2 separate regions of the Homo sapiens genome follow, and region 2 is linked to region 1. The links are chromatin loops, found by intact Hi-C in ENCODE. Cell type or tissue: HepG2. All regions are shown on one strand. Each heading gives the region's core, and the rest is flanking DNA. Links, peaks and the distances in the headings are about the cores only.

Region 1 (12,021 bases), core at 1,676-9,675:
AAAACTCATATGGGCAATTAGCTGAAAAATGGAGTTTGGTGTCCAAGAATATCTGTAGTGGGATTCAGAACATGTCACTGAATCAGGTTTGTTCCTCCAAGCCTTAATCACATTAGATACCTGCCATTACATTTTTACAAGACAGCAGGTTCGGCTACTCTCTACTGCACACATAGTGTGGCATCTGGCATCTGGCTGGCTCTTGGGATGGCGTAGCCTGTGTTCTACATTAGGTGGGAGGCACCCTGTGCTATTTGTAGCAGTTACAACCCTGTAATGAGTAAAATATTCCCTTGGAGTAAACTGTTCACCCATGTGCAGTAAACAGAACCGGAACAGCTGCTGCAGGGTATGCCAAGCAGTGCCATTTATGTACCATCAGGTTCCCTAGAATTTTGCAGGTAGCAATAATAATCACAGCAAACTCTTGGAAAGTGCCTTGGGGTCTGCAAAGAACATTGACATTTGTTGTTTTATTTGATCTTTACAGAAGCCCCAAGAGTGAGATATTTTACTGATGAGAAAACAGATTCAGAAAGATTGATGGTTTATCCAAGACCACACAGCTAGCAGGTGGCCAAGCATGTACCCAAACCCAAAATCTGATTTTTAAATCCTGTGGTGTATAGCCCGACAGTGAAAATGAAATGATTTAAGAGTTGAGCTCCAAGCTGGGCGCGGTGGCTGATGCCTGTAATCTCAGCACTTTGGGGAGCCGAGGCGGGCATATCAAGAGGTCAGGAGATTGAGACCATCCTGGCTGACACAGTGAAACCCCATCTCTACTAAAAATACAAAAAATTAGCCAGGCATGGTGGCGGACACCTGTAGTCCCAGCTACTCAGGAGGCTGAGGCTGGAAAATGGCATGAACCTGGGAAGCAGAGCTTACAGTGAGCCAAGATTGTGCCACTGCTCTCCAGCCTGGGTGACAGAGAGAGACTCTATCTCAAAAAACAAAACAAGAAAAAAAGTGGAGCTCCAAAGCTGTAAGAATCAGGGATAATTTGTGGCCCAATGGAGGGAATTTAGTACTTCTGAACCAGAATATGCATATAATTTTTTGAGAGAAGACAAACCATTGGTTTCCAATGCCAGGGACAACCCTTTCCTCCTCATTCCCTGAAGTCTTTACAATAAACTAGTTCAACTAGAAAGAAGAATAATAAAGTTTCCACAGACAACAAAGTTGGTTCACAAACCCCCTAACTAAACTCAGAAGGATTCTCAAGGTTAGTTCTTCAACCAAAAGCTTCTTTGTTACATAGAAAACCAGGTTTCCCCCTCCCCCAGTCCTCTGGCTTTACCTATAAATGTGTAAAGCAGTTAACAACATCTTTCTACTGGGGCACTTTTTACTGCACTATTCAGCTCTGCAGCCCAAACACATCTCACTGTACAACTGTACAGGCTCCATGGTACTCCTATGCTTTTACGTCATTCTCAGCAAATGTTTTCATAGTTATCACCATATGCCATTAGCAGTGTTAGTTACCATGCACCATGTGAAAGTGGCATTCACTCATGAATGAAAAAGTGGTGTGGGTTCACTCATTCCAGTCTGTTTTGTGCTGCTATTACAGAATACCTGAGACTGGGTAATTTATCAAAAACAAAAATTGACTTTCTCACAGTTCTGGAGGTTGGAAAGCCCAGGATCAAGGCACTGCCATCTTGTGAGAGCCTTCTTGTTGTGTCTTCACATTGCAGAAGGGACAGATGGGTTAAAGAGGGATGAACACTGTATCCTTTCATGGCAGAAGAGAGCAAACCCATTCCTGTAAAGCCTTTTTATAACAGCATGAATCCATTCATGACAGCCGTCATGATCTAAATACCTCCCATTATGTGCCACCTCCCAAGACAGTTGGAGATTCAGTGCCCAACACATGAATTTGGGGAAACACATAAAGGCCATAGCATATGGCATATCTAACAGGGGCCTGAAGAAAACATCAGCAGGAGCAAGTGTATGAGTGCACAAAACTAGAACTGGACTGCCTCCAGGGTGGCTGTCATATGTCTCCAAGCCAGAGAAATCTTTAGATGTTTGAATGGTTAGTTTGCATTAACGGGTATGCCACCAGCACTGTCAAATGAACCTGAATGGCCTGTTATGGGGGGACTATCAAATGATTCCCACTATAGAATGAGTTATTTGGGTTGACTAAAGATAAAAAGGAAAGCCTTACTGTATTGAACTGGGTACTTGGTGGAATTGTGTATACATACCCAATCAAGGAGAGTTCCCAGAAACAGTGGAGATAACTGGAAATGCAAGGCTGTAGTCACTCAAAGGTAGCTTGCTCTCCTGGCATGGTTATGCAAGAAATGAGGGCATCAGGAAAGAACTTCAGGCAATATGCTTTGGTCCAAAGAATGTTGAATGACTGGGCAAGCCCCTCCAACTGGGCAAGTGGATCATGGCCTTGAATTTGCTCTTGTGTAGTAAAGGGATAAAGAGCCTGTTTCATCCTCAAAGAAGGATAATAGACCTATCTCCACTGGTCATTCGGGGGGTAAATAACTTCTTTCATTCTCACTATGGTTGTTTTGGTCTGCCTGTGCTGCTATAACAAAATCTAAGACTGGGTAATTTTTAAACAATAGAAATATATTTCTCACAGTTCTAGAAGCTGGAAAGTTCAAGATTAAGGCTCTGGCAGGTACTGTGTCTTGTAATAGCCTTGTCTCTGCTTCCAAAGGTGCTTTTAACACTGACTTTTCACACAGTAGAAGAGACAAAGGAGACAAAAGGGACCTAGCCAGTTCCCTCCAGCCCTTTTATTAGGTTGCTAATCCCATTTATGAGGGCTTTGTCCTCATGAATTCATCATCTCCTAAAGTTTCCACCTCTTAAGACTATCACATTGGCCATTAAGTTTCAACATACAAATTTAGGGAAGGGGGCACATTTGGACCATAGCAATGAACAAAGAGCCCCAAAAGAGTTCCTCTTGAGAGTCCTAGACAGTGGCTTGAAATGCAAACTCATCACTATATTTGATATACAACTCCTCACCAAACCCAGCCACAGGAAGCCTCATTAACACCCACCTGCTAAGCACTGCCATAGAATCTGCTGGAGGCAATGGAGAAAATGTTGTAAGCCCCCAAGGGCAGAGAATAGATAGGCCCTTCATAACCTATTAATACATCCACATACCTCTTCCCATGCTGTCTCACTCCTCTCCAACATGTACCTTCTTCAGAGTGTTCATGTCCTCTGAGTTTGTCCTACACATTTCACACCTTGCTGCAGTGACTTCCTCACCTTGAAATGCTCTCCGTCCTCACTTCTGCCTAATTAAACCCTACCTATCCTACAAAGTCTAGCGCAAGCCCATCTCTTGCCCTCGCCCCTGCCAATTAGGAAGATCATTCCCTGGCTATACAATTAGAATAACTGAATTTGCTTAACCTACTTCAAAGCACAGTTTTCCTTTTTTAAATATTCACTGAGCACCTACCATGTGCCAGGCCTTCTGTCAGGGACTAAAAATATCACCCTAAATACTTACTGTGCCCTCAAGGAGCTTATGTTGGTCATAATCCAATAAGATGAGGAACGCATCTTACAAAAAAGGCAACGGATGTTTATAAATGTTATCTTGCCTATTCAGGTTCACACAGCTAGTTAACAGGATAACCAAACTTCAAATGCCTTTCTTTTTCTAAACAAAATGCTACCTTCCCATAGCCTAAATTTTCAACTTTTCCTCGTCTACCTTTCAGCAGTATGGGGCTCATAGGCTCCTGCCTTTGCTTTAGACTTTAATGTAGCTTTATATTTCAGTATACAATCTGATTTGAGCAATAGGCTTGGTGGTGTGGCCAAAATTAGCTAAGTAATAAAGGAACAAAATGGCAGCCACTCAACGAGTGCTGGCCATATTGAATTAAATCAAATAGTTTCAATAATTTGGTTTCAGGGGACTCGGAAAGGAAAATTCAAAGAGCTGGACCACTTCAAGTCTCCAGCTGTATCTAATCAGTTCAATTCAATTTAATTCAATTCAATAAGCCTTTATTGGCTATCTATGATGGCAGGGCACTGTGCTAGGATGGATTATACAAGTACGAACCTGAAGGACTAAAGAATATTTAGATAGAACTAATCTTAAGTAAAAGTAGCTGCTTCCATACCTGGTGGTTAGATACTGCCTGCTTACATGAATGAATGAATGAATGAATGAATGAATGAGTATTTACGTTCCAATTACTACATTTGCCTTTTTGTTTGTTTGTTTGTTTTGGAGACAGTCTCACTCTGTCGCCCAGGCTGGAGTGCAGTGGCATGATCTTGGCTCACTTCCACCTCTGCCTCCCAGGTTCAAGCAATTCTCGGGCCTCATCCTCCTAAGCAGCTGGGATTACAGGCATGAACCACCATTCCCTGGCTAATTTTTTTTATTTTTAGTAGAGACAGGGTTCCACCATATTGTCCAGGCTCATCTCGATCTCCTGACCTCAAGTGATTCACCCGCCTTGGCCTCCCAAAGTGCTGGAATTACAGGCGTGAGCCACCGCGCCTGGCCTTCATTTGGATTTTTAAAAGAACAAGTGTTCTGATCACATAGATTTTTATTTGAATTCTGGCTGCCACTTACCACTGAGTGTGAGCTCGAGCAAGTTGTGTAACCCCTCTGTTTCCTAAACTATAACAAGGTGATAATACTGCCTACGCCTCTTTTACAAAGAGTCTCTCAAACACTTTAAAGAACCAAAGTTTTGAGAAAGTAAGGGAAAGGTTCGTGCTAGCTACAGAATTAAATGACAGATTTTAAATCTCTACTTACCCCTTCTTTCCAGGTCTTTGAGATCTGGTCCTGAGATCTTGGACTGGTACAGAATACTATCTCCAAAGCTAACTTGCTTTATGACTTTGGTCAAATCCTTTCATCTCTCCAAGGCTTAGTTTTTCATCTATAAAATGGGGAAAGTAATAGTAGCTAACTCACAGAATTATTGTGAGGGCTAAATAAGATAATACAGGGAAAGCTCCCCTCCCAGTGCCCAGCACAGAGTAGGCACTCAATGAATGATACTTCCCTTCTCTTATACTGTCTCCTCTTTGCTGCTCAACCCTAACACAGTAGTCTCTTAGTTTAAACTCACTCTGACCTTTCCAGTAGGACCTTCCAATCCACATCTAGTAAATGCTCCTGTCTGCACCAAAGCAACAGCAGTGGCAGAAGGCTCTCCCTGCAACTTGAAGTCCACCACCTTTTATAACTGGAGGTGCAACCACCCAATAGCACAGCAGCCGCATCCTGGGCCACCTAATTGCCAGGGAGACAGATCCTGTACCAGCTGCAGGCAGTAAAAGAAGAGGGACTACCTAGGGCCCTCTTTAACCCAAAGAGAACCAACACAGCTCTGCCCCGCCTGGCGCAGTTCAGAGTAAACACACAGGCAAACTCCATCTGCTGGGAGAGGGTGAATCTACAGCCAGGTCCCCAGAGGTGCCTGTGGGCTCCGGGTGGATGCTGCAGGGAAGGTTGACTCCATTGCTGAGCTCACAGTGCCATCTGATGGGAACTGTGTGCCAACACAGCTACTCTAATCCCAGCACCAAAGCCATAATAGTCTGGGGTTGGTGGGGGGAGCATTACCCCTTTTTTAAAATTATTGAAGAATATATTCCAGTCAGACTTACCCCACTGGTGAGTTGGAATTTGGGAAGTACAGGGCAAAAGCTATGCGGTGCAGACCTGAATTAAAATCCTAGAGTTTAAAACCTACTGACATTAGCCTGGCATGGTGGCGGGCACCTGCAGTCCCAGCTACTCGGGAGGCTGAGGCAGGAGAATGGCGGGTGAACCCAGGAGGCGGAGCTTGCAGTGAGCCGAGATCGCGCCACTGCACTCCAGCCTGGGCGACAGAGCGAGACTCCGTCTCTAAAAAAATAAGAATAATAAAATAAAACCTACTGACCCGGGTAGCCTAGGGCAAGTTATTACTTACACCTTCAGAATGGAGATAACCGTACTGATCTGGCAAGGTCTGGGACAAAATTAAATCAGTGACTGTATATAGAACATCTGAAACTCAGCAAATATTTGTTCGCTTCTTCCCTGACCAGCATGAACTATCAGTGTGAGCTCTTTGTGTAGACAGACTTCTGACTCAAAGCAAAGATGGCAATGCTGAAATTAGTCGGTGGGTCCCAATTTTCATAAAGCTTTTCAAGTGTTAAAAGAACACCTTCCATTCCTGTCTTCATAATACGCCATCCCCTCAGAGGTCCCAGAGATCCAAGTTAAGAACCACTTATTAAGACCCTTTTTGTGCCTTCTAGCTCACTGTGACAGGCCACACAAGAATTCATGTAGCTCATAAGAGAGAGCTTAAGTGTCAAGGTTTCAGCATAATGATTTTGTGAAGACAAACATAATTTTTAAAAGTGATGCAGACACAGCCCTGGAAACTGCCCCCAGGCACTGGGTGCTGGGTGAGCCCATCGTGACAATGGGTTGAAAACAACCCAAGAGGGAGGAGGATTTGAAATCACAGTGGAGTTTTGGTATCAATACACAGCGTGAAGGCTAGAAGGAAACTTCAACACCAACCCTCCCAATCCTTCATTTTACACAGGAGTAAACTAAAGCCCAGAGAGGATAGAGCTTTTCAAAGATCATATTGAAATTAGTGGCAGAGCTAGGGACAATACCCAGATCTCCCAAGAGAGTGAAACCTTTTAATACATGAAAAAAGAAGACATTTCAAGTCAACAGAGAAAAGACAAACTTAGTCAATAAATAGCGTTGGAATTACTGGTTGGCCACTTTACAAAAGGAAATTAAGCTAGATCCCTACCTCACTTTCTGTGCCAAAATAAACTCCAGATAAATTAAAAGGTGTAACTACTAATTGTTTACTGATTATCAATTTTATTTTTAATAATTATTAGTTTTATTGTTAATCATTATTAATTTTACTTTTAAGGAAAGATGTAGAGTAACAGTATAGTGTATACATTTTTTCAAAGTATGTATGCCATAAATTTAAATTTTTTTCTTTGAAAAAAATATGAGAAATCGGTGATAGGTAAACCTCTTGAGAGAGGGATGGTAGGAGAATACTGTGTGGGTGAGAAAGAGAGACATTGTTTAATATTTACATTCTATATTGTTTACTTTTTAAAATCTTATGCATGTATAATATTTTCTTAATTGTGTTAACCTCTGCTAACATAGAGATTCTCTGGGTGTTAGGCGGATTTTGTTAGTTTGTTTTCTTCCTTATTCTTTTCTGTTTTAAACAAATAAATATTATTTCAGGAATTTTTTTTAATTTGCTTTAAAAAACTAAAGAAATAAAATCACAGAAATACAAGAAAAGAATGGGTTAATAATTTTATAGTATTGGAGTGGAAAACAACTTTCTAAGCATGGTATAAACCCCAGAAGTCCTAAAGGAAATGACTGATAAATCTGATCACACAAAATGTTTATACTCCCACACAAGAAAACAAGTTAAAAGACACAAAGGACTTAGGGGAATATTGGCTATACATCTGCTAGACAAAGGGCTAATTTTCTTGCTTATCAAATGAGCTTTTCCAAATCATAAGGAAAAGCCATCCCACCCAATAGAAATGCTAATGTCTCATACACAGATTTTAATATGTTTGATTACGTTCACAATTGAGTAAATACAAATTAAATAAAAATTGGGATAGCACTTTACATCCCTATCAGTTTGGCAAAATATTTAAAGTTTAATGAAATTCACTGTTGTCAAAGATAAGGGGAAATAGGCACTTGCATACACTGTGGGAGTAAAAATTTGTCCAAGTTTTAAAAGAAGAATTTGGGAACATCTACTCCCCCAATTCAAAGTGCAAATACCAGCATCTTTTTTGTTTTTATATATACATACCGCTATGGTCTGAATGTGTTCCCCAAAATTCATACATTGAAACTTAATCACCATTGTGACAGTATTAACAGGTAGAGCCTTTAGGAAGTCATTAAGTCATGAGAGCAGAGGCCCTTGTGATGAGATCAGTCCCTTTATAAAAGGGCTTGGGGGGAATAGGTTTACTCTCTCCTGTCCTTCTACCATATGAAGGTGCAGCTTTCAAGGTGACATCTTGGAAGCAGAGACCAGGGCCCCCACTAGACATCAAACCTGCTGGTGCCTTGATCCTGGACTTCGTAGCCTCTAGAACTGTCAGGGAAATAAATTTCTGTTTTTACCAAATGACCTAGTCACAGGTATGTTGTTATAGTGTTACAGAAACACAAACGAACTAAGACACACGGTCTCATGTGGAGGTCCAGAATCTCTTTCCTGAAGCCCTGCCCCAACTTTCTAAAAGTCCAAGGGCTCCACAGTCAGAAGGTGAGGGTGGGCGCCAGCCCTGCTCACAGCTTCCAGCAAAAAGAGAACTGAAATGGGATGTCTGTTCCTCCAGTGCTTCTCATTCACTACAGCTCCAATCACTGTTGAAGGCTAGTTCTGGAGTGTTCCTCGGATGAATCTTGCCCCACTGCTCCTGTTGCCCTTATGATCCCTATTTCAGTCATTGGCATTCTTTGAGAGCATGAAATGTCCATATCCAAGAGTCAGCACAATGAAGAGGGCTTCTCATCACACTGGGTCTTTGAGGTCAAAACTTAGATTTCGTCACACAGCCACTTCACTTCTGTAGACAGGTCTGCAGGCTGCTTCACAGTGGCAGAGGTGCAGGCCCAGAGTCTGCCCTTCACAGGCTGGGAGTGGTGGGGTGGTGGGGCTTCTGGTACTTGTGGAAACATGACCCAGGAAGGCTCAGAGGTAGGGAAGGCAGTGTCCCAAGTGTGGTAACAGACCTGGTCCCTACCAGAGTGGCTGGTGTGGGACCCTTTCCAGTGACCTGTGGTTCTTTGAAAATCTATGAGTGTTACAGCCAAACCAGAGGCGTTCATCCTACTATCACAGACTCTGCTGTTCTCTCAGCTCTCTCAGAGCTACTTCCCCAGAGAGCAAGAGTGTTGTAAGAGGGCTGGGTTCTGGAAATTCATTAGGCCGTAGATAAGATAGACAAGGCCGTCAACATCCACCCCAAAACCTCTCCTTAACTCTGAATCTCAGGGAGAAAATGAGTGCAGGAAGGAAAGTTGGGAGATGTAGAACTCCCTGCCTCCAGATGAGCTTCTTACAACCATTGGCCTAACCCCTCCCCTGAACTTCCCAGTGACTCCATTACACCTTTTATCCAGGATAGGATCACAGCCTGGTACACATGTGCAGATTTAAGATGTGTCCCTCAAGATGTGCCTGTTCATGGTTGTATCAGTTGGCAGCTGCTTCCACTGAAGAAGAAAAAAATAGATACCCTATGGTAGGGCTCCCTTATACCAGCGATGTGATTTGTGCTTGAACAAGTGCACAAAGACAGCCATTGTAGCATTGTTCGTAAGAGTGAAAAATGGAAACAACCTAAGTGTCCATAAATATGAGACTGATTAAATAAATTACAGTATATGCATCCCATACAGTGCCTTGCAGCATTAAAAGCAATGAGGTAAATTTATGTTTACTGATGTGGAAAGATGTGTAAGATTCTTTAGTGTGTGAGAAAAAGCACACTGCAAAGCACTATTAAAATATGTTCCTTTATCATTTTAAGAGATTATCTACATTTTTTATTTTGACTTCCTTGTGTTATCCTAGAAAAGAGATTATCTATAAATGTAACAAAGACTATATGCCAGGCACTGTAATTCCTTTATACATAACTCATCTAATCCTCATAACAACCCTGTGGGGTAGGTGTTCACTTTACTTATAGGAAAGCCACGGTGTAGGGAGGTTATGTAACTAGGATAAGCTCATAAAGCTATAATAGCAGAGACTAAGAGTTATCATTGGAACCCAGGCAGGCTGGCTCCAGATCCTTGCATCTAAGCACCACACTGTTCTGCATTTTTCTGTGCAGGTGTGTATGCCTACATCTGTCTGGAAAGATACCCAAAAAAACTCTTAATACTAGTTACCTCCAAGGAACTGAAGGAATGAATGCAAAGAAAACGTTTACCTTCTCACTATATGGCTTTCTGTACTACTTGACTATTTTTATAATGAGCATACATTACCTTTACAATATACATTGTGTGTGTGTGTGCGTGTGTGTGCGCTTAAAGCGAGTCAGTAGACTTGGACTGATGGAATCATCCACCTTAGGCCTAATCTCACTGATACTCCCTACACTCATACACTAAAATTCTACTCAGGTTTTATTCATTCATCCATTAACATTTAAGCCCCACTGGGTACCAGGCATGGTCATTGGATGCACTACCCTGTTGAAAACCTTCAGTGACTTACTATCAGCCATGACTGTCTGTGATCCAGGCCCTCCCCACCCCAAACCCTTGCTACTTCACACTCGAACTGTATACTTTGGCAATGCCAAACTGTTAATCATTCCCTGCTCACCAGTGTCTGGTACTATCTTCCTTTCTGCACCTTCTTCATGGAGTACTCTCATCCAGCCATCCTCTCCCACCCTCCGATGCTGAACTCCTACTCATCATGTACTGACTCAGTTGAAGAAGCATCTCAGACAGGAAGCTTTCCCCAAGCTCATCACCAACACCCTTCCCCATCGAAGGTGACTTTGGTGCCCCTCCACCTGCTCCCATAAACCCTGCCTGAGTCTCAGTCCTAGGGCTTCACACATTGTTTTAATTGTCTACTCTGTGCACTTGTCCTCTTTGACTCCATGAGGGTGCTGTGTTCATCTTTGTTTTTCAGGCAACTAGCATAGGACCTAGCATAATGTATATGCCCAAAAATGTTTTGAAACTAATAATAGAGAATATTAAAAATAATAGCTAGGACTTATTAAATCCTATCATATGCAATATATTAATCTTAACCCTTTATATTTATTAGCTCTCAATTAATCCTCACAACAGCCCTGTAGTTAGGAATTAGAAAAATCCTCTTTTCCAGCTGAAGCCATTTTAAAGCACAGAGTGATTAAGTCATTTGTCTAAGTGCACACAGCTGAATAGCAGGAGTCAGAAATAGGCCCAGGGATGTGACCCCAAAACCCGGACCCAGCCCCTGTGCAACAGTCGCCTCTTGAATGGAAAGCTCAGTACCACCATTCAAAGCTTGGTTTTTAACTTCTCTCCAGCCTCCCCTGATCACTCTCTAATCTTTGACTTAGAAATGAAGCACCCATGAAACTTTTATTGTATGAGGCACATACAGGTGCCATTTCCTTGTTCCACCAAAGCTTCCTAAAGAGGACTCCAGATATTGCTCATTTCTGTTACCCTGGTGATCAGCCTAGAGCTAAAAACCCAAGAGCTGGCACTAAGGTATTTTCTGAAGCAAAGAAGAAAAGGAGTGAGAGAAGGAGCAAACAATAAGTCTTCCATCCTCCACCCCCTTTGTCACTGCCAACATGTACTCACATGTGTACATGCACATGTGTGTGTGTGCACACACACACAGCCCTTGGATCTCACCTCTTCCAAGTATTTCAGTGCCAGGGGAAAAAACCCCTTGAAAATAGCATCTCATCTTCTTTCCTATGGTTTTCTTTATAAAGAAAACCAAATGGTCCTATCATTCTGCCACAATTCCTAGCTGCAGCAAAGCACCTCAAAACTGACACTACAGCGCCACCTTTTGTTCAAAGGCCATTATGCCATCCAAATTGAACCATGCAAACAGGGTGGGAGTAAGTCTCCTTTGTCCAGTCTAATGAGTGTTAATAATCACACAAACACAAACATTGTTTTAAGAACCCCACCCCCTTACAATATCAAGGCATGGCAGGTACGGTGTGCATTGCTTGCAATTCACTTCAGTGAATGCCTTGTTGCCTGCTGCTGGGACTGTACATGTGGAAAGACTTCGGCTGTTAACAAATTGCCTCTACTACAGAGACCTGCCTCTCCCAAGGTCACGCCCTCCCCAGAGTGACCCACATAACAATGACTGACTGAGGCGGTAGTGTAGATGCTTGACCAACTTACCCCAGCTCAAGACCTCCGAAAGGCCATTCTCGCTCCAG
Region 2 (12,021 bases), core at 2,395-10,394, 200 kb before region 1:
ACAATAGCCAGTCTGACCGGTGTGAGATGGTATCTCATTGTGGTTTTGTTTTGTTTTGTTTTGTTTTGTTTTGTTTTGTTTTGTTTTTGAGACAAAGTCTCGCTCTGTCGCCCAGGCTGGAGTGCAGTGGCGCAATCTCGGCTCACTGCAAGCTCCGCCTCCCAGGTTCACGCCATTCTCTTGCCTCAGCCTCCCCAGTAGCTGGGACTACAGGCGCACGCCGCCGCGCCTAGCTAATGTTTTTGTATTTTTTTGAGACGGGGTTTCACTGTGTTAGCAAGGATGGTCTCCATCTCCTGACCTCGTGATCCACCTGCCTCGGCCTCCCAAAGTGCTGGGATTACAGGCGTGAGTCACGGTGCCAGGCCTCATTGTGGGTTTTTTAATTATTTTTTAAAGCTACTTTATTCCAGAGCCCAGGAATCCATCTTAGGTACTGTGAAAAATGAGAAATTACAAGGAAAGTAAAGAGCCAGTCCATTCTTCATGAATTCAAAATAAAAATATGAGGGAGAGGCAGATGATACAAAAAAATTACAAAAAACAAACTAACATTCTGAAGTTTTATATTTACCATCAAGTCATCACATTAAGGTAAAATGCCTTCAAGCTTTATCAACTCCTTTGTATATTCCCAAGGTATTACTTCAAAGGAATAACTTATGTTTTCTTATATTTTAAACCTACTTCAGTTTAGCTATAAATTTTTAATACTGTAAAAATAAACAATACAAAGTTCTAGATTAAATTTTATATTTGCTAATATTTGGGTTTGAGCTCAAATTCCCGCTAACTGTAGAAAGAATTTTATAAAAACACTGTTCGTTTTTTTCTTTTCTCAAGCTATATATTTATCATTATTATCATTAATTATTATTTCAATAGTTTTGGGAAACAGGTGGTTTTTGGTTACATGGATAAGTTCTTTAGTGGTCATCGCTGAGATTATGGTGGACCCATCACCCAAGCAGTGTACAATGTACACAATATTTGTCTTTTATTCCTCAACTCCCTCTCACCCTTCCTCCTGAGTACCCAAAGTCCATTACATTATTCTTATACCTTTGCATTTTCATAGCTTAGCTCCCACTTATAAGTGAGAATATACGATATTTGGTTTTTCATTCTTGAGTTACTTCATTTAGAGTAATGGCCTTCAACTCCATCTAAGTTTCTGTAAAGGTCATTACTTCATTTTGTCTTATGGCTGAGTAGTATTCCATAGAGTATATATATATACCACATTTTATTTATCCATTCATTGGTTGATGGGCATTTATGTTGGTTCCATATTTTTGCAATTGCCAATTGTACTGCTATAAACATATGTGCACATGTGTTCTTTTCATATTTTCATATTTATTTTCCTTTGGATAGCTACCTAGTAGTGGGATTGCTGGATCGAATGGTAGTTTTACTTGATTTCCATTTCTCTAAGGATTAGTGATGTATGTTGAGCATTTTTCCATGTATTTTTTGGCCACTTGTATGCCTTATTTTGGGAAGGTCTGCTCATGTCTTTTACTCCCTTTTTAATGAAGTTATTTGTTTTTGGTTTGTTGAATTAAGTTCATTATAGTTTCTGGATATTACACCTTTGTTGGATGCATAGTTTGTAAATATTTTCTCCCATTCTGTAGATTGTCTGTTTACTCTTTTGATAATTTCTTTTGCTATGCAGAAGCTCTTTAGTTTAATTAAGACCCAGCTGTCAATTTTTGGTTTCGTTGCAATTGCTTTTGAGGACTTAATCACACATTTTTTTTTGCCAAGGTTGATGTCCAGAATGGTGTTTCCTAGGTTTACTTCTAGCATTCTTATAGCTTGAGATCTTACCTTTAAATCTTTAATCCATCTTGAGTTAATTTCTGTAGATGGTGATATGTAGTGGTCCAGTTTCATTTTTGTGCATATGGTTAGCCAGCTTTCTCAGAACCATTTATTGAATAGGGAGTCTTTTCTCCATTGCTGGGTTTTGTCAGCTCTGTCAAAGATCAGATGGCTATAGGTGTGTAGCTTTATTTCAGGGTTCACTATTCTGATCCATTGGTATACATGTCTGTTTTTGTACCAGTACCATGCTGTTCTGGTAACTATAGCCTTATAGTATAGTTCATAGTTAGGTAATGTGATGCCTCTGGCTTTGTTCTTTTTGCTTAGGATTTCTTTGGCTATTTGGGCTCTTTTTGGGTTCCATATGAATTTTAGGTTTTTTTTTTCTAATTCTATGAAAAATGATGTTAGTAGTTTCATAGAAATAGCATTGAATCTGTGGATTTCTTTGGGCAATATGGCTATTTTAATGATATCGATTCTTCCAAGCCCTGAGCATGGAATATTTTTCCAATTGTTTCCATCATCTCTGATTTCCTTCAACAGTATTTTGTAGTTTGCCTTCTAAAGATCTTTCATCTCCTTCGTTAGATGTATTCCTAGGTCTTTTTTTTTTTTTGTAGCTATTCTAGGTGGGATTATGTTTTTGACTGGGCTCTCAGCTTGAATGTTATTGGTGTATAGAAATGATACTGAGTTTTATACATTGATTGTGTATTCTGAAACTTTACCAAAGTCATTTATAAGTTTCAGGTGCCTTTTGATAGCGTCTTTAAGATTTTCTAGTATAGCATCTATCATTGGTGAAGAGAGATAGTTATTTTCTTATTTGAATATTTTATTTACTTATTTGAATGTCTTTTATTTCTTTCTCTTGCCTGATTGCTCTGGCTAGGACTTCCGGTACTGTTTTGAATAGGAGTGATGAGAGTAGGCATCCTTCTCTTATTCCAGTTCTCAAGAGCAATGCTTCCAGCTTGTGACCATTCAGTATGATGTTGGCTGTGAGTCTGTCATAGACAGTTGTTACTATTTTGATGTATTTTCCTTCAATGCCTAATTTGTTCAGGGTTTTTATCATGTAGAGATGTTGGATTTTATCAAAAGCTTGTTCTGAATCAATTGAGATTATCATATGATTTTGTTTTTAATTCTGTTTATGTGGTGAATCACATTTATTGATTTGCCTATGTTGACACGACCTTGCCTCCCATAAATGAAGCTCACTTGGTCATGGTGAATAACTTTTTGTTGTGCTGCTGGATTCAGTTTCCTAGTATTTTGTTGAGGGTTTTTTTTTGTGTCTATAGGCATTAGAAATATTGGCCTGTAGCTGTCTTTTTTCATTGTCTCCTTGCCAGGTTTTTGTATTAGGGCAATGCAAGCTTCCTAGAAATAGTTAGAGAGGAGGCCCTCCTCCTAGATTTTTTGGAATGGTTTAGATAGAATTGGTACCAGCTCCTCTTTGTACATGTTGTAGAATTTGGCTGTGAATCCATCTGGTTCAGGGCTTTTTGGTTGGTAGGTTGTTTTATTACTGATTCAATTTCAAAACTTGATATTGGTCTGTTTAGGGTTTCAATTTCTTCCTGATTCAATCTTGGGAGGTTATGTCTTCCCAGGAATTTATCCATTTCCTATGGATTTGTATGGATAGAGATGTTTGTATGGATAGAGATGTTCATAATAGTCTCTGAGGATCTTCTGTACTTCTGAAGGTTTGGTTGCAATGTCGTCTTTGTCATTTCTGATTTTGCTTATTTGGTTCTTCTCTTTTTTCCTTTGTTAGTGTAGCTAGCATTCTTTTGGTCTTGTTTATCCTGTCAAAGAACCAACTTTTGGTTTTGTTGATTCTTTGTATGGATTTTGGGTTCACAGTTTCATTCAGTTCTGCTCTTATTTCTTTCTTTTCTCCTGCTAGCTTTGGGGTTGGTTTGTTCTTGTTTTTCTAGCTTCGCTAGGTGATATTAATTTGAGATCCTTCTAATTTTTTGAGGTAGGCATTTAGCACTATAAATTTTTCTTGTAACACTGATTTTGCTGTATCCAAAGATCTTGGTATGTTGTGTCTTTGTTCTCATTCATTTCAAAAAAAAATTTTTAATTTCTGTGTTAATTTCATTGCTTACCCAAAAGTCATTCAGGAGCAAGTTATTCAATTTCCATGTAATTATATGGTTTTAAGGGATCTTTGTATTAATTCCTATTTTTATTCTACTGTGTTCTAAGAGTATGGTTGGTATTATTTTGATTTTTTAAATTTGTATTGAGACTCACTTTATGGCCAAGAATGTGGTTGGATTTCAGAGTATATTTAATGTGCAGATGAGAAGAATGTATATTCTGTGATTGATAGGTAGATTATTCTATAGATCAGGCATTTTCAACCCTGGGACTATAGACCACTACCCATCCTTGGCCTGTTAGGAACTAGGCTGTACAGCAGGAAGTGAGTGGCAGATGAAAGCATTATCACCTGTGCTCCACCTCCTGTCAGATCAGTGGTGCCATTAGATTCTCACAGGCGCGCAAACCGTATTGCAATCTCCGCATGCGAGGGATCTAAATTGTGTGCGAACTCCACATGTGAAGGATCTAAGTTGTGCTCCACCTCCTGTCAGATCAGTGGTGGCATTAGATTCTCATAGGTGCGCAAACCCTATTGTGAACTCCACGTGCGAGGCATCTAAGTTGTGCGTTCCTTATGAGAATCTGATGCCTGATGATCTAAGGTGGAACAGTTTCATCCTGAAACCATCACACACAGGTCCATGGAAAAATTGTCTTCCACAAAATTGATCCCTGGTGCCAAAAAGTTTGGGACCACTGCTATAGATGACTATTAGGTCCAATTTGTTAAGTGTCAAACTTAAATCCAGAATACCTTTGCTAGTTTTCTGCCTCAGTGATCTGTGTAACTCTGTCAGTGGGGTGTTGAAGTCTTCTACTACTATTGAGTGGCTGTCTAAGCCTTCTCATAGGTCTAGAAGTACTTATATTATGAAACTGGGTGCTCCATTATTGGGTGCATATATATTTAGGATAGTTAAGTCTTCTGGTTAGATTAAACCCTTTATCATTATGCAATGCCCCTGTTTTTGTTCTTTTTTACTGTTGTTGGCTTAAAGTCTGTTTTATCTGTCATAAGAATAGTGACCCCTGCTCTTTGTCTATTTGTATTATAGATCTTTCTTCAACCCTTTACATTGAGCCTATAGGTGTTATTCTATGTGAGATGCATTTCTTGAAGACAGTAGATAGATGGGTTTGGTTTTTTTTTAATCCAACTTACCACTCCGTGCTTTTTAAGTGGGATGGTTAGACTGTTTACATTCAAAGATAATATTGATATGTGAGATTTTTATCCTATCCTGAAGTTGTTAGCTGGTTTCTATTGTGTGGTTGCTTTATAGGATCTTGGGCTATGTACTTAACTGTGTTTTTGTGGTAGCAGGTATTGTTTCTTTGTTTCCATGTTTAGAACTCCCTTAAGGATCTATTGTAAGGCTGGTTTAGAGGTAACAAATTCCTTTAGTGCTTGCTTGTCTCAAAAAAAAACACATATTTTTGCTTTGCGTATGAAGCTTAGTTTGGCAGGATATTAGATTCCTGGTTGGAATTTCTTTCTTTTTTTTTTTTTTTTTCAAGAATGCCGAAAATAAGCTGCCCATCTCTCGTGGTTTGTAGATTTCTGCTAAGAAGTCCACTGTTAGCCTGTTGGGGTTTCCTTTGCATTATTTGATCCTTTCTCTTTAGCTGTCTTTAAAATTTTTCTGTAGTGTCGACTTTGGTTAAATTAGGTTTAGCCTAAAGCTGCCTTTTTATGCATTTTAAGTTCAGCCAACTACTTTTTCTGTATATAGTGAACTATAACCTAAATGGAGGTATAAACAGACTAACCTACTTTTGTGCCAATCACTGAGTTTTGGCCAATCGAAGGAGGCCATCTGTTCAAACTGTGTTCAAATAAGGCAAACAACAAGCTGTAACTAATAGGCTGTTTCTATACTTCACTTCCATTTTCCATACATCACTTTTCTTTTTCTGTCTATAAATCTTCTTCCACCATGTGGCTGTGCTGGAGTCTCTCTGAGCCTATTCTGGCTTGGGAGGCTGCCCAATTCATAAATCATTCCTTGTTCAACTAAACCCTGTTAAATTTAATTTGGCTAAGGTTTTTATTTTAACACCTTGGATAATCTGGTGGCAATATGCCTTGGTGATGTTTGTTTTGTATAATATCTTGCAGATGTCCTCTGGATCTCTTGCATCTGAATATCTACCTCTCTAGCAAGATTAGGAAAATTTTCTTGAGTTATTCCCTGAAGGATGTTTTCCATAGTGTTTACTATTCCTCCTTCTATCTCAAGAATGCCAATAATTTGTAGGTTTGGTCACTTTACATAATTCCATATTTCTCAATGACAGTTCATTTTTTAATATTCTTTTTTAAATTCTTTATTTTTGTGTCACTATGTTAGTTTGAAACAGCCATCTTCAAGTTTTGAAATTGTTTCTTCTGCTTGGTCCAGTCTATTGGTAAAGCTTTCAATTGTATTTTAAAATTCCTAAGATGAGTTTTTCAATTCCAGAAGTTCTGACTGATTTCTTTTTAAGATGTTTATCTCTTCCTTCATTTCCTGGATTGCTTTAGAAGTTCTTTCTTGATTTTAAACCTGTCTTGGATCTCATTGAGCATCTTTGCAACCATGCTTTGTATTCTTTGCCTGTTATTTCTGCATTTGCATTTTGTTTAAGAACCATTGTTGGAGAGCTAGTATGATCCTTTAGTGTTATTACTACACTCAGATTTTTCATGGTGTCATAATTCTTTCTTTTTTTTTTTTTTGAGACAGAGTCTCCCTCTGTGGCCCAGGCTGGAGTGCAGTGGCGTGATCTCGGCTCACTGCAAGCTCCGCCTCCCGGGTTCACGCCATTCTCCTGCCTCAGCCTCCCGAGTAGCTGGGACTACAGGCGCCCGCCACCATGCCTGGCTAATTTTTTTGTATTTTTAGTAGAGACGGGGTTTCACTGTGTTAACCAGGATGGTCTTGATCTCCTGACCTCGTGATCTGCCCGCCTCGGCCTCCCAAAGGTCTGGGATTACAGGCGTGAGCCACCGCGCCCGGCCTAGGGTGTCATAATTCTTATACTGGTTCCTTCTCATCTGGAAATGCTGACACCTCCAACTTTTGCAATTATTTTTTATTTTGATTTTTTGTTTTTCTTTTTTTCCTATAATATTTTTCCTTTTACCTTCCTAAGGAATTCCCCCCAATTCCTTAGGGGGTGTAACTGTAGAGAATGCTGAGTAGAATCTTTTGGCTTTGCTTTTATAGCTAACACTGCAATTTTGTTGGCAAATTTTATATTAGGCTGTGTGGTTCAACCTATGAGTCAATAGGTGGCACTCGTGGGTAAAAGCTAGGTATATACTGGATCCTTGTTTACTAGGAGAAGCTCTCTGTTGCCTCAGGCAATGGGCTGATTCTTGGGGTGAACAGTAGTCAGAGCTCCCTGCTCAGCTCTGCGGTTTGGGGGCAAGATGGGTGAAGTCAGACTGGGCATGCCCACCTGAAGTTCCCCCATTGACAGGCACAAGCACCAGCACCAAGGGAAAATCCAGTGGCTAGCCACCTAGCACCCAGAGTAGTGCGTAGGCAAGGAGATGGGAAACCTCTTTGGCCCCAAGTCCTCTGCACAGGGAAGAGGGTTGCCTAAAATCCTAAACCAGGAGAGTGGGTGCTCCAGATGCCTGGACATCTGCTAGACATGGGGCAGAGAGGGCCCTGCTGCATCAAGATCTCTTCATAGAAGGGGTGAGACAGCTCAGGCTGCTGATTCAGGTGAACAGGCATTCCAAATGCCTGGAGATCTATCTGAACATGGGGCTGAGAGGACCCCACTGCACCATGATCTCTCTGCAGGAAGGGTAGGGCAGCTCAGGCTGCCAATCAAGGTGAGCAGGTGTCTGAAAATTTGCCTGATTGTGGAGCAGAGAGGACCTGGTGCACCAGCCTCTGCACAGAATAGTGGGATGGGTCAGGCCTTGGAACCAGGCAAGTGTGTGCTTCAACTGCCTGGAGATCTGCCTAGTCATGAAGCAGAGACGGTCCCCTTGCACCCAAATTGCTGCATAGGAAGGGTGGGGCAGCTCAAGCTGCTGATCCAGGTAAGTGTGTGCTCCAAATGTCTGGAGATCTGCCTGGGTGTAAACCAGAGAGGGCCCCATTACACCTGGATCTCTGCACAGGAAGGATGGGATGGCTCAAGCTACCAATCTGGGTAAGAAAATATTCCAAATGCCTAGAGAGTTGGGCCTAAATCAAAGGTAAGGACTCCTGCTAAGATCAGTGACAGAAGCAAATTAAAGCTGGTATTTTGTCAAGCTGCATTTTTAACTCATAAATGCTGTTGATTTTGAAGGAGTAGCCAAAAGTGCTAGAGTGAGCTTGACCTATTTGTCATTGTCGTGTGGGCAGAAAACAAACAAACAAACAAACAAACACTGGGCATATTATCAGAAACCCTCAGTTAATTTTTTATTCTTGCCTCTTACTTGCCTGTAACTGAAGCTTATCCTCTCTGTGAGTTTCTAAGTTTCATCATCTGTAAATGGAGAGAATAATATCCCCACCTCTCAGAATTTATGTGTAAGTTTAAACAAAATAAGGTATATAAAGTGGCTATGATAGTGGCTGGCTCTGAGTAATAAGCAGAAACTATAATAATGACTGCTATCATGTGAGAGTTCCAGGCACAGTATACTTTACATGTGTTTGTACTTAAGGAGGGTGGACAGTCCAGCTCCAGGTTGAATTCTAGGTAAGCCTGATTCTGCAGAGGATACTAGCTCAGGGTTAACCAACTGAGAGATTCATCTCAGTTGGTTGTTGATCATGCTACAGGGCATAAAACATGTATAGAGGATAGAGGATTTCAAAAACTGAATGCTGTTCTCACCTATGCCATCACCAGTTATAGAGCAATGATTAGATGTCAGATGCCTTAAATGCATTGCTGCACTTAATCTTCTCCACAATTGTAGGAGGTAGATGTTATTGTCCCCATTTTACAGATTGAGGAAATATGTTCAAAGAAGTTAAGTAATGTGCGCAAAACCACATGAATATGGCAAAACAAAGACTTTAAACTGGTCTGTTGACTGCCAGCCCCATGCTCTTCCTGTCCTTGCTGTTTTTTTCACAGAGTGTTGCCCCACAATTTGTGGGATGCACAGCCCTTTATGTACATGATACTCTTTGATTCTGCCAAATTTCCTATGAAATAACCAAATAAAGAAACTGAGACTCTGGACATTTAAGTAGCTTTCTTAAGGTCACAAAACCAGTAAACAGCAGTTCAGGAACCCAAACTTCTGTCTTCTGACTCATATTCACTATGCTTTCCTACAAAGGAGTAACCACCCTCTGGCCAGACTAAACAGAATAGAAATATTAAGGAAAAAACTACTTCTCCAACTTAGTGTTATCAATTTATATGAAACTTCCTTCCGGTGCAGTAGTTATAGGAGCTATTCTTATGTGAGGAAAAGATTATTACATATTATATATTAATTTCTTCCCAACTTTCTCTTAGGATTAGAAGAACCTAAATAATATATGCAAAACCATGCATTTGCCAAAGAGCACACCTGTGATTGAAGGAATCTGCTAGTAAATCATGAAGCTGTAATATTTTAAGGTGATATTTTATTTATTCAGAAGATGAAACTTTGTTAAAACTATGGAGATTTGTATAAAAATGTAAATATGTGTTAAATGCAATGTTAGCCAGCTGTATTATGTCAAGTAAATTGTAAATGTCTAATATTCAAAAACAGCACCTATTCCATTTGTTTGAAAAGTCTACTGAGCATTTATTGAGATGGTCATTGTCTTAGGCAGTGGGATACAAGGGTGAATAAGTCATGGTTGCACCTTCAAGGAGTTTCTGGCCCAGTGAGGAAAAATGACTTATAAATAAATGAGTGTAATAAAGTATGTGTTTCATTTGCCTTCATTATCATACTAGAAAGAGGTACACAATGTATGAAACAGCCAGTTTTATGCAAAGATACAAGTAGACTTCAGAAAATAAGCGATGCTCAAGCTGAATCTTGAAAAGGGGATAGGTATCGCCAGGTGGACAAGGAACTACAGGTGGCTATGGGTGGGTCAAAGAGCATTATATCCTCTTTTTTCCTGAGTACTGCAAATGGTGTCATGAGAATGTAGTTTAGGAACAAAGTGAAGCATGTGTGGTAAGGTGATATAAAGTTATATTTAAAAAAACTATAGTGACAGCAATAAAGATAAACAGATGAGCATGTGTCTGTGAGAGGAAGGGGACATAAAGTTTGAGGCCTGACTATATGTGAAGGACAAAAGGGAAAGCTTTCTGCTTTGGTGGCTTGAGGATGGATATAACTGAGATAGGGAATAAAGGAGGAATATATTTATGGGATAGGGCATCAAGTTCTCTCCAGGATGATGGGCTTCAGAGGCTATGTGAAATCCATATGAGGAAGGGAAGTAGGCAGCCAGATAAATGTAACAGGATCTCAGAAGATAGGTCCAGACTGGAGATACAGCATCATATTTGATGGTTGATAAAATCTCTTGATAGATAACTTTGCCCAGAGAGGGTAGAGAGAGTGAAAAGGGAAAAAGAGCTGAGGACAGAGTACTAAGTACCAATACTAAAGAAAAGGCATAGGAGTCAGAAAGATGAAAAGAAACCCTGGAAGAAGGTGAAAAGGAAAGGTCATATAGGTAAAAGAAAACCAAAAGAAAGCAGTGTCTTAAAAGCCAACAGAGAAAAGAGTTTTAAGAAAAAAGAAGGAGCAGTCAGCAGTTCGAAATTTCAGAGCAAGCTTAAAGAAGAAAGGAACTAGGAAGAGGAAACAAGACTTGCACAGAATACAATTTAAAATTCCATGTAATAGTCAGACAAAAGATGATGAGAATCTTCACTAGGACAAGAATAAAGGAATGATGAGGATGTAAGAAATGGAAGGGAAGTTGAGGAGTAATAACATGCCTTGAATTCTTATTGGATATGAGGGTTATGTAAAGGTACAGCCAAGGATGATCCTACCAACATTTGTGGGCTATGTGACACAACTCACCAAAATAAGAAATACTGAAGGAGCTGGTCTGGTGACAAACATGAGCTGAGTGTTGGATGCTTTTTTTTTAAGTTCCTGGGGTACACCCAGGATAGCTTCTATAGAAATAAAAAGTGGAAGGGTATTGAAAAGAAAAGAAGTAGCTGTAATGATGTACCACTGGTCTAAGGTAACTAAAGAAAGAATTGAAGTCACGAAAGAAAATACTGGAGGAAAAAAAAGCAAAAGAAAGAAACTGAAACCCCAAGAGAGAATAAAAAACTAGAGTGATAAGGTAGCATCATTGCAGTTTAACATTTCAAGAGTTGTAGTTATACCTGTAATCACTGCCATATGACTTTGGGAGTGAAATAGGTGGAATAAAGGAAAAATTTATTGGGGTCCATAAGGACAGGAAGATTTGAGGCTAAAATGGATCACCCACTTGGGTATGGAAATTATGTAGGATGACAACAGGAATTGGAATAGAAGTGAAAATAATGCCTGGGAGCAAATGTTCCTGATGAATATGAGGGAGTGACTGGGATTTCAGGAAATAGGAGCCACCCAGAGACAGACAGAGAGAGAGAGAGAGAGAGATAAGATATATAGATAGATAGATAGATAGACAGACAGACAGACAGACAGACAACCACTATCATGAGCTTCATATATGGAGGTGTTTTATGAAAGGTGGGAAGTAAGAGTGGTGGTTTGTATGTGACAATGAGAAAAAGAATAATGTTGACAGAGGCTCCAAGAATTTTAGGCACATGACTTAAGAGAACAGTCTCTGCTTAAGGGAATTGGAAAAAAAAAAATTGTATCCATGCAGAAACACCAGAGTTCTGATCATAGTTTGAGAGTAAAGGTCCTATGGAAAGGACAGAGGAATAAAACCAGAAGAGAACAAGCACTAAGCAGAATAAGGATGGCAGTACTTTTAAAAGTAAGCTGAAGATGGAGGCCCTTACCTTTCACTCACATGTCTATGATGATAGGATGAAAGTCACCTTTGAAATTATTGGTGTCAGACTTCAGAATCGGAATGGAGTGTCAGAGGTCTGATGAGGCTGAAT

What was found. A loop is a pair of places that touch in the nucleus more often than their neighbours do. Peaks named below come from ENCODE experiments on the same cell type or tissue, not always from the same donor. Only the 100,000 strongest peaks of a DNase experiment are listed, where the experiment ranks them.
Region 2: it touches region 1 in a loop (30-fold over the local background); 9 of 110 quality-filtered maps call a loop at or near these places.

What each region holds. Positions count from the first base shown.
Region 1 is chr11:82,690,409-82,702,429 of GRCh38, forward strand. No RefSeq gene overlaps it. Among named protein-coding and RNA genes, the nearest start is that of FAM181B, 37 kb to the right of the region's middle. In HepG2, for the core only: a CTCF peak has its summit at 5,482 (motif pointing left); a DNase peak (open chromatin) is centred at 5,473.
Region 2 is chr11:82,487,875-82,499,895 of GRCh38, forward strand. No RefSeq gene overlaps it. Among named protein-coding and RNA genes, the nearest start is that of MIR4300HG, 90 kb to the left of the region's middle. In HepG2, for the core only: a CTCF peak has its summit at 7,240 (motif pointing right); no DNase peak of the experiment used is centred there.